Regions from separate parts of the Homo sapiens genome. Here regions 2 and 3 are each linked to region 1. Evidence: chromatin contacts called from ENCODE Hi-C or POLR2A ChIA-PET data. All regions are on one chromosome and are shown on one strand. The core of a region is the stretch at or near the end of the contact, and the rest is flanking DNA. Distances in the headings are between cores, read along the strand shown. Region 1 holds the start of IFT81 (intraflagellar transport 81). Region 2 holds the start of PPTC7 (protein phosphatase targeting COQ7). Region 3 has its middle 19 kb from the start of ARPC3.

Evidence for each region. Hi-C counts contacts between places; a loop is a spot of excess contacts on that map. ChIA-PET counts read pairs that join two places held with the same protein, here RNA polymerase II (POLR2A). Pooled maps may share reads with other maps.
Region 2: a map of naive thymus-derived CD4-positive, alpha-beta T cell shows a loop between it and region 1 (2.2-fold over the local background). The contact joins the promoter of PPTC7 here to the promoter of IFT81 in region 1. A Hi-C loop is called at or near these places in 1 of 168 maps with a recorded cell type or tissue (naive thymus-derived CD4-positive, alpha-beta T cell) and 11 of 50 pooled maps. POLR2A ChIA-PET finds 5 or more read pairs at or near these places in 2 of 52 experiments (activated T-cell and naive thymus-derived CD8-positive, alpha-beta T cell).
Region 3: a map of CD4-positive, alpha-beta memory T cell shows a loop between it and region 1 (12-fold over the local background). The contact joins the enhancer-like site here to the promoter of IFT81 in region 1. A Hi-C loop is called at or near these places in 1 of 168 maps with a recorded cell type or tissue (CD4-positive, alpha-beta memory T cell) and 11 of 50 pooled maps. POLR2A ChIA-PET finds 5 or more read pairs at or near these places in 17 of 52 experiments (A549, AG04449, AG04450 and 14 more).

Annotation. Positions count from the first base shown.
Region 1 is chr12:110,122,572-110,125,805 of GRCh38, reverse strand. It overlaps IFT81 (intraflagellar transport 81), which reads right to left and starts at 1,449. Exons shown (of 19, transcript NM_014055.4): 1 at 945-1,449. RefSeq lists a silencer at 1,366-1,635.
Region 2 is chr12:110,581,813-110,585,046 of GRCh38, reverse strand. PPTC7 (protein phosphatase targeting COQ7) reads left to right here and starts at 1,729. Exons shown (of 6, transcript NM_139283.2): 1 at 1,729-2,238. The coding sequence starts at 2,016. RefSeq lists silencers at 1,577-1,906, 1,947-2,096.
Region 3 is chr12:110,430,189-110,433,422 of GRCh38, reverse strand. It overlaps the pseudogene HMGA1P3. Among named protein-coding and RNA genes, the nearest start is that of ARPC3, 19 kb to the left of the region's middle. RefSeq lists an enhancer at 1,577-1,686. Within about 2 kb of position 1,607, at least 18 of the 41 ENCODE cell types and tissues checked have a DNase peak (open chromatin) inside an H3K27ac peak, as active enhancers do; they include HCT116 and endothelial cell of umbilical vein, where a contact is called at or near this core.

The DNA.
Region 1 (3,234 bases), core at 200-2,699:
GAGAAAGATCATAACTTTTTAAAAAACTGAATATCTGATTTATTAACTGCTGAAACAGCTTTACCTAGGTAAATGCTTTAAGGATTAAAAATGAATTAAGCAATGAGTTGCTGCCGGGAGCTGTCGTTCTCTCCTGTAATCCCAGTACTTTGGGAGGCCGAGGCAGGCAGATCACTTGAGGTCAGGAGTTCGAGGCCAGCCTGGCCAACATGGTGAAACCCGGTCTCTACTAAAAATACAAAAATTAGCCAGGTGTGGTGGCGGGCGCCGGTAGTCCCAGCTACTTGGGAGGCTGAGGCAGGAGAATTGCTTGAACCCGGGAGGCGGAGGTTGCAGTGAGCCGAGATCGCGCCACTGCACTCCAGCCTGGGGGACAGAGAGAGACTCCGTCTCAACAGAAAAAATAAAATAAAAAAGATAATTTCTCCACAATGATGAAAAATTACGCACAAATAATTATTATTGCTAAGAAATAAGTCAAAAGAGGATAGGAAGGATAACCACCATGGCTTATAATAAATCTGAGGTTTCCTTTAAGCTATAAAAGGAAAACCTTTACGTAAGTTTTTTTTTAAAATCCATATTGGAAGTGCAAGTTTTCCATTGTTTAAAGTATTTTAAGTAAAAGTCCACGTCATAACCTTTGCGTGCAGAAATATGTATTTCATTTTAAATGATTTAGAAATTATCTATAGGTCTACTCTTTTTTCCCTTAAAAAAAAATCTGGATAAACTAGTACAACGTTTCCAGGAAGGCAAAATAAACCAGTTGGGTTCCCCCCAAGTCGCCCACCAGCCTGCAAAAATGGTCACTCGATAAGGACAAAGATGTACTGAACAGGAAGGCTGTCTGTGCCCAGCGGGCTCTGCGCTCTAAAATTAGCAAAAGCAATTACTGTCCCTCTTCTAGCGCGAAGTCGCCGCGCTAATTCCCAAGCACTCACCCACAAACGAGTCGCAGGAGGCGGGGAACAATGAAAACCAGGACGTGCGTGTTCTCTGGCACAATTTGGGAGAGAAACCGTGCTGCCTGGGTCCCAGGCTGGCACGAGCATCGACCCGCAGCCTCCTGGGAGTACCAGAAATAGTGTCCCCCTCCCCGGGCTCGGGACAGGGGACAGGGGACCCCACACCCGACCGGGCCTCTAGCGGGGGCTGCCCTGGGCCCCTCGACAGTTCATCCCTCCAGGGAGCGGCCTGGATCCGCTCGAATCCCAGAAGGGGCCCGATTCCCCTATCCGGGGGCTTAACCGCGACGACCCCTTCCACTTGCGAGGTGCTGCATCAGGACCGAGAGAGGACGGGAGCTCTCTCCTATTTCGGGGTTCAGAGGAGCTTCCGACCGCGAGTTGGCGAGGTTACCTCAAATTCTCCTCACGAAACCGTTTCCCCACCCCCCAGGAGGCGCCCGGGCTCTAGACCGCTCCCAGAGTCGAGCTCCTTGGCAACGGTTGCTAGGCCGTAGAGTTACGTCACTTCCGGGCGAGCGGCCGCTCTCCCGCGCGCGCGCGCACGAGCTGGGGGGCGGGGCCGGGCCAGGGCGGGGAGGACGGGCGCGGGGCGGAGCGGACGGGGCGGGGCGGGGCGGAGCGGACGGGACGGGGCGGGACGGGGCGGGGCGGACGGGGCGGACGGGAGCCGGGCTTACTTGCAAAGCGGGCCCACGTGCTGAGCCACTGCAGACAGCCGAGGGCATTTGGGACTGTTACTCCGACCTAGACGCGCTACAATAAGCTTCCCGAAAGTCCTGCACTTCGCAGTTTACAAAATACTCTCTGCATGATTAACCTATGTTAAATGCGTGTGATGTTTCATTCATTCATTCATTCATGCATGCATGCATGCATTCATGCGCCAAACGTGGGTGATGATTTTTGTTTGTTTTTGAGGCAGGGCTGGGTGGTAGGGGGGTTGGGATGAGCAAGCATTTGGCCAGTGCTTCAAATTTAGGTTTTTGACATAAGTATCTCCAAATTAGGTTATGCATAGGAACAATTGTAGTGAGGCTCTGGCAGGATTAAAAGAAGACACATTCATCATAGAGATTTCAGCTTCTGTGTCACATTACTGGGCCACATTGCCTGTACTGGGAATTAAATTTTTTTAAACCCAATACGTTTTGAGTATGCTGAGAGCCTGAAAGGGGGTGTGGGAGAACTAAGTGTCCTAATGTTCCTTTGGCTTCTGAGTGGGCTCTCTTTAGGTGACTGCAGAAATAAATTAAATCCTCCTTGTGGTCTTCATGGAGTTCACATCCCACGCAGGACGCAGGGAGATCTTTGTGCCCAGTCACTGATGAGGTTTAAAAGTCTACTGGAATTTGCACTAGCTGGTTTGTGGGAGACCTTAGTTGGCAAATGGTATTTTGAACCAACCTCTATTAGACTAGAGACCACGATACTTAGTGATATCAGCTGGCAATGAAAGAAAGAGAAGGAAAAAAAATCAAATTATTGATACCTTGAAAACTTAGTTGCCTGCTCAAACAGCATAGGAGAAACCAACTATAGCTTTAGCATCAGACTTACCACAACAAAAAATAACAGATTACGTATTAGGCATTTCCTATATGCCCTGTACTGTACAGGCTGCTGGAAATGCAGAAGGGCAGGACTTACCTGGCCCCTGCCCTGATGGAGCTGACAGTCTAGTGCCGGCAGAGATTATTAAAGGGGCAACACCAATACAATTGAGATAAATGCTGTAACAAGAGAAGCCAATGATTAGGAGCCCAGATTAAGGGCCTCAAGTTTATTTGGGGAGGGTGGTGCCAAAGGGGCCATACCATCAGGAAAGTTTCTGTCAAATGGAGTGATGTTTAAGGATCAGTAAAAATTAGGCCTGGCACCGTGGCTCACGCCTGTAATCTCAGCACTTTGAGAGACCAAGGCAACAAGATAACTTTGAGCCCAGGAGTTCAGGATCAGCCTGGGTAACAGAGCAAGACCCTTTCTCTACAAAAAATTAAAAGCAAAAATTGGTCAGGGGTGGCACCATTGCACTCCAGGCTGGGCAACAGAAGGAGACCCCCATCTCTTAAAAAGGATCAGTAAAAATTAGCCAAACAGGAAAAGGGAGAGTGTTTTGGGCAGAGGCAACACAACATTCCAAGACCAGTCCCTTTGTTGGCTGCCCTCTGACTGTTGAAATATCAAGCGTAGGTACCCTGCAGGGCTCCTGGAGAGAAACTAAAACTGGCCCCACCCCACAACCAATTAGGGGAAGCAACACTCA
Region 2 (3,234 bases), core at 480-2,979, 460 kb before region 1:
AGGCACTACCCCCTCTTCTGGGCACTCTCCAATTCTTGTGCCATTAAAAAAAAGGAAGGTGTGAATGCATTATTGTCATTACTATACCATTTATCCAGTAAATGAACATTTTCTGGGTTCTGTATATTTGACAAAATGCCACTACGTGAAGTCATTTCTTCCGTCCAATTTTGATGAAAGCTCTTAAAGACAGAAACATATATATAGACAGTACTTGGCACACTGTGAACTGCAAAAGTGTTTAATGATGACAGTAATTAGGATAACGGAATAATATGTGTTGAGTTGATAGTTGGCAGCATTTTAAATATATTAAGAAAGCATAAAAAAGGACCATTTAAAAACGAGGTGGGAATCCCCAAAGTAACAATGGTCTTGTTAAAAGTGAACTAGAAAAAGACTGCTGTTTCTGAGAAATATATGTTTCAATCAAACTAAAAATTACTCTAAATTGAATTACTTGCCCCAAAGCTCATTTTCTGTTGTTTGTGAACCCCATTCACTCAATCATTCCTGTATTCAACAAACATGACTTTCTTTTATCATTTGTGTTCTTATTCCATTACTCCTTCCTTTTTTTTTTTTTGAGATGGAGTCCAGCTCTGTCTCCCAGGCTGGAATGCAGTGGCGCTGTCTCGGCTCACTGCAACCTCTGCCTCCCAGGTTCAAGCGATTCTCCTGTCTCAGCCTCCTGAGTAGCTGGCATTACAATCGTTTGTCACCAAGCCCAGCTAATTTTTTTTTGTATTTTCAGTAGAGACCATGTTGGCCAGGCTGGTGTTGAACTCCTGACCTCAAGTGATCTGCCCACCTCGGCCTTCCAAAGTGCTGGGATTACAGGTGTGAGCCACCACGCCCAGCCCATTATTCCTTCTTTTATTCCACAGACATTTACACACTCTCCTACTGTGTGCCAGGCATTGCTTTAGATTCTAATAATTGAGCAGCAAATGATCCTTGTCCTTGGGAAACTTAGAATCTAGTGAAATATTCATTCATTCTTTCATTCATTCACATATTTACTGGGTGCTCACGTGTTCTGGGGATACAGCAACAGAAAACACAGGACCCTCAGGTAAACGAATTACATTCCAAAGGGTAGAAGCGAAAGCAAGGGCAAAGGTCTTGAGACAGCTGTGAGCATGGCTAGAGGCCAGTTAGCAAAAGGGACATGACACCATCTGTGTCCCCTCCCACTCTGATAGGGACACATAACATTTTCTCAATTTTTCCTAAAAGACTACAAAAAGTCTCTTCTTTCCAAACAGTTTGCCGCCCTAAATCCTTCCAGTATATTACTTGGGGAGGTGTCACTAGATCTGTGTACCTCTGTTTCTCATTATGTGACTCCATTCTGGTTTCTTGCAGGTTTTTGTTTAAAGGAATGGTGGCGTTATTTATTTAAAACAGGCTTTAAAAGATACGGTTAAAACAGGGTAGAAAACCCTCACGTGGCCCACCTGCAATTCCTACTAACTTAACATAGGTCCCGCGTCTGAGGAATCCCCCTAGGTCCTAAATCTTTGGCAGCCAAGTCAAAAGTGACTACGACTCCGGGACTATAATTCCCAAGAGACACTGCGTCCGCACCCTCTGCGCATGTTCAACCTTGGTGACTGCATAAGGCAGCGAGCCCAAGGGGCTGGGCTTGGGCCTGAGCGGTGAATCGGGGCGGGGCTAGGGGCAGGGCCAGGGAGGGGGCGGTGCTGCCGGCACCGCCCGGAACACGCTAGTGGAGCGGAAGATGGCGGCGGCGGCGGCGGCCGCTGCAGCCGGGACTTCAGTTGGGCTGAGGCGGAGGAGCCGCCGCTTCTGACCTCGCTCTGGCTCCGGTGCGCGCGGCTGAGCGCGTGCGAGGCCCCGCGCGTCGGGCAGGGGCGGCGGCGGCCACTGCGCGCCGCCCTGAGGAGCGCCCCAGCGGCGGCGCGACTGCGGCTGAGGAGAGAGCCGGCTCCGGGCCTCCGCGTCCTCCTGCTCCCCCGGCCCCCCGCCTCCTCGGGGGGGCGGCGGCGGCGATGTTCTCGGTCCTCTCGTACGGGCGGCTGGTGGCCCGCGCCGTGCTCGGCGGCCTCTCGCAGACCGACCCCAGGGCCGGCGGCGGCGGCGGCGGCGACTACGGACTGGTGACGGCCGGCTGCGGCTTCGGGAAGGACTTCCGTAAGGGCCTCCTCAAGAAGGGCGCGTGCTACGGGGACGACGCGTGCTTCGTGGCCCGGCACCGTTCCGCGGACGTGCTCGGTGAGTCCCCGACCCGGTTCCCTTGCCCCAGCCTCGGATCCGCCTCCCGGGGACTCCCCGCGCGGGGCTTCCCCAGTTCCTCCCGGCGGCGAAAGGAGCCAGAGCGCTCACATGGAGGGAGCGCTTACTATGCGCCAGGCGCCGTGCCAAGCGCTCCGAGGCGCGTTTTCCGCTTGAACGACCCCCATTTTAGAGAGGAGGAAACTAAGGCGCACAGCGGTCAAGTCGTGTGCTCAAGGTCACAACCCGAGAGTGTGACCGGTCTGTCCGAGTCCAGAGCCACACTCTCGGTCTCACTCGGCCGTGCCAGCCCTGGGCGACCTCGTCCCCTCCCTGGGCGACACCTGCAGGCTCCTAACCTCGTTCTGGTTCCCTCTCCGCATGCCCCGGGGATCCCTGCCTCTTCGCGTGCTCCCGACACCACAGCCCGGCCCAGGCTGCGGGATCGCCGGCCGACAGGCAGTCGTGAGCCCCCAGACAGCCCGGCCGTATTCTTTCGCCGCCTGGATGGTAACCAAATCTTCACCCTTTTCGGAGTGTGGCGGTGGGGGCTGCTGGCTTGGCGAAAAAACCCTCACAGCGTTTTCTCCCAAATTGATCTTGTCCACTTGCGGTCACTTGGGGGTTGGCAGAGTCTCCTTGATCCAAAATAGAATGGTCGAGCCTACTTGTAGATTGCAGCCGGTAAAGCTCTGAGGATTGGTCACAGCCTTTTCAGGCCACAGGTGCTCCCTGAGGCCTATTCCAGTTATACCTTTTGGGGGTGGGAGACTACGGAGAGAGCTGGCAGAAAGGGCTAAATATAGTTCACAAGCAGTCAGAAACTTTACCATAATGTACGCCTTAGGAGATTTTGTGTATGCTATGGGATATTGTGCCGTTAAAACTCTTTGAATGAATAAAGCAATGCGCTCGCTTTGAAATTGAAGGACGTGTTGTCATTGAACTTGGGTTCAAATGTCACTTTGATTTCCCTTCCCAGGTGAGACTAAGTTT
Region 3 (3,234 bases), core at 358-2,857, 310 kb before region 1:
CTCTTGAGCATCTGTTTAAAGACTTGAATTACAAGCTAGCTAAATACCACAGTTCACACAGCAAAAGGAATGGATATGTGAAAACCTACTCCATAGATAAACAGAAGGACAGTCCTGAAGCCAAAAGAGTGGTGGTGGTGTGTCGTGGGGGGTTTTGTTTGTTTAATTAAAATTTGTTTGTTTGTTTGTTTTTGAAACAGGGTATCACTGTTGCCCAGGCTGGAGTGCAGTGGCATGAACACGGCCCACTGCAGCCTCGACCTCTTGGGCTCAAACAATCTTCTCGCCTTAGCCTCCCCAGTAGCTGGGACTACAGGCACACATCTCCAGGCCCAGCTAATTTTGTATTTTTGGTAGAGATGGGGTATCATGTTTTTTTGTGTTTTTTGTTTTGGTTTGGTTTGTTTTTTGCTTTTTTTTTTTTTTTTTGAGACTGAGTCTCTCTCTGTCTCCCAGGCTGGAGTGCAGTGGTGCAATCTTGGCTCACTGGAACCTCTGCCTTCCAGGTTCAAGCTATTCTCCTGCCTCAGCCTCCTGAGTAACTGGGATTACAGGCTTGTGCCACCACGCCTGGCTAATTTTGTATTTTTAGTAGAGACGGGGCTTCACCATATTGGCCAGGCTGGTCTCAAACTCCTGACCTCAAGTGATCCATCCACCTCGGCCTCTTAAAGTCCTGGGATTACAGGTGTGAGTCACAGCGCCCAGCAAGACAAGGTTTTGCTGTGTTGTCCAGGCTGGTCTCAAACTCCTGGACTCAAGTGATCCACCCACCTCAGCCTCCCAAACACTGGGATTACAGGCATGAGCCACTGCACCTGTCCTAAATTAAAATTCTTAACCCAGAATCAGAGTTTTGGTGTTTGGGTTGGAACTTCTGCCACAGGGGTTACAGACATGTCAGAAAGGAGAGAAAGCCACCCTGATTCATTTCAAGATTACAGGTTTGGGGCCAGGCCTGGTGGCTAGAGGTCGAGGCTGCTATGAGCCATGATCGCACCACTGCACTCCAGCCTGGGCGACAGAGTTGAGACCCTGTCTCAAAAAAGAAAAAAAAATTTTATTTTAAACATATCACCACGTTGGCCAGGCTGGTCTTAAACTTCTGACCTTAAGTGATCCGCCTGCCTTGGCCTCCCAAAGTGCTGGCATAAGCGTGAGCCGCCGCGCCCAGCCAAATATATGTATGTATGTATATATATCTATAGACATATCTAGATATCTAGAGATATCTATAGATATCTAGAGATAGATCTATCGATCTATATATCTAGATATGTATCTAGATATAGATCTATCGATCTATATATCTAGATATATAGATCGATAGATATAGATCTATATATAGATATGTAGATATATAGAGCTATATAGATATATCTATATATAGATATGTAGATATATAGATCTATATATAGATATGTAGATATATCTATAGATAAATATCTATATATATAGATAGATATCTAGATATCTGTAGAGATCTATATAGATATATATATATTTTTGAGACGTAGTCTCGCTCTGTCTCCCAGGCTGGAGAGCAGTGGCGCGATCTCGGCTCACTGCAAGCTCCGCCTCGCTCCGCCTTCCGGGTTCACGCCATTCTCCTGCCTCAGCCTGCCGAGTAGCTGGGACTACAGGCGCCCGCCACCACGCCCCCCTAACTTTTTTGTATTTTTAGTAGAGACCACCGTGTTAGCCAGGATGGTCTCGATCTCCTGACCTCGTGATCCGCCCGCCTTGGCCCTCCAAAGTGCTGGGATTACAGGCGTGAGCCACCGTGCCCGGCCCCTTTTTTTTTTTTTTTTTTAATTGTGGAACCATCATGATAGAAAACCAGCTTACTCTGGGTCCTGTTCCCAGTTCCGTTACTGCCAGCAGGGGGCGCACGGGCCACAGGCGCTGGAACTAGCTTCTGGACCATTTCCCCTTGGGACTTTATCGTGGTAGGTGTTTTGTTTTGTTATATTTTGTTTTTTAATATATGCAAGAGGACAATTTCCAAATGATTTATTATAAATTATACATGAATATAGTCTGATTTTTTTTTTTTGATAGAGCCTTGCTCTGTCACCCAGGCTGGATTGCAGTGGCGCAATCTCAGCTCATTGCAACCTGCACCTCCTAGGTTCAAGCGATTCTCCTGCCTCGGCCTCCCAAATAGCTGGGATTACAGGCGTGCGCCACGATGCCCAGCTAATTTGTGGATTTTTAGTGGAGACAAGGTTACACCATGTTGGCCAGGCTGGTCTGAAACTCCTGACCTCAGGTGATCCACCCGCTTCAGCCTCCCAAAGTGCTAGGATTACAGGCGTGAGCCACCACGCCCGGTCCAATAGTATGAACTTTAAAATACAGCTTTAATTGAAATGTAATGCTGACATTAAAAACAATTATAATGTTGACTTTTTAGACAAGGTAATTTAGTAATAGTTCTCAGATTTTTATTTTCTTCCCCTTCTTTTTTTTTTTTTTTTTTTTTTTTTTTTTTTGAGACGGAGTCTCACTCTGTCGCCAAAGCTGGAGTACAGTGGCACCATCTCGGCTCACTGCAAGCTCCGCCTCCCTGGTTCATGCCATTCTCCTGCCTCAGCCTCCCGAGTAGCTGGGACTACAGGCGCCCGCCACCACGCCCGGCTAATTTTTTGTATTTTTAGTAGAGACGGGGTTTCACCGTGTTAGCCGGGATGGTTTCAATCTCCTGACCTCGTGATCCACCCGCCTCGGCCTCCTGAAGTGCTGGGATTACAGGTGTGAACCACCGCGCCCGGCCTTTTTTTTTTTTTTTTTTTTTTTTTAAATAAAGATGGGGTCTCACCATGTTGCCCACACTGATCTCGAACTCCTGGGCTCAAGTGATCCTCCTGCTTCAGCCTCTCAGAGTGCTAGGACTACAGGCGTGAGCCACTGCTCCCAGCCTCCAGATTTTATTATTTTTGATCAAGCAACTCAACTTCATATTGTTGAATGCTGGGAACACACACACACACACACACACACACACACACACGCACACACTGAAAATAGTTCAGCCGTCCTCTAATTGGGACTCCGAGCCAGGGCTATTTCTCGCGCTGGCGCGGTTCCAAGAAGCATCCCAGCCATCACTCTTTCACCTGCTCCTTAGAGAAGGGAAGATGAGCGAGTCGAGCTCGAAGTCCAGCCAGCCCTTGGCCTCCAAGCAGGAAAAGGAGGGCACTGAGAAGCGGGGCCGGGGCAGGCCGCGCAAGC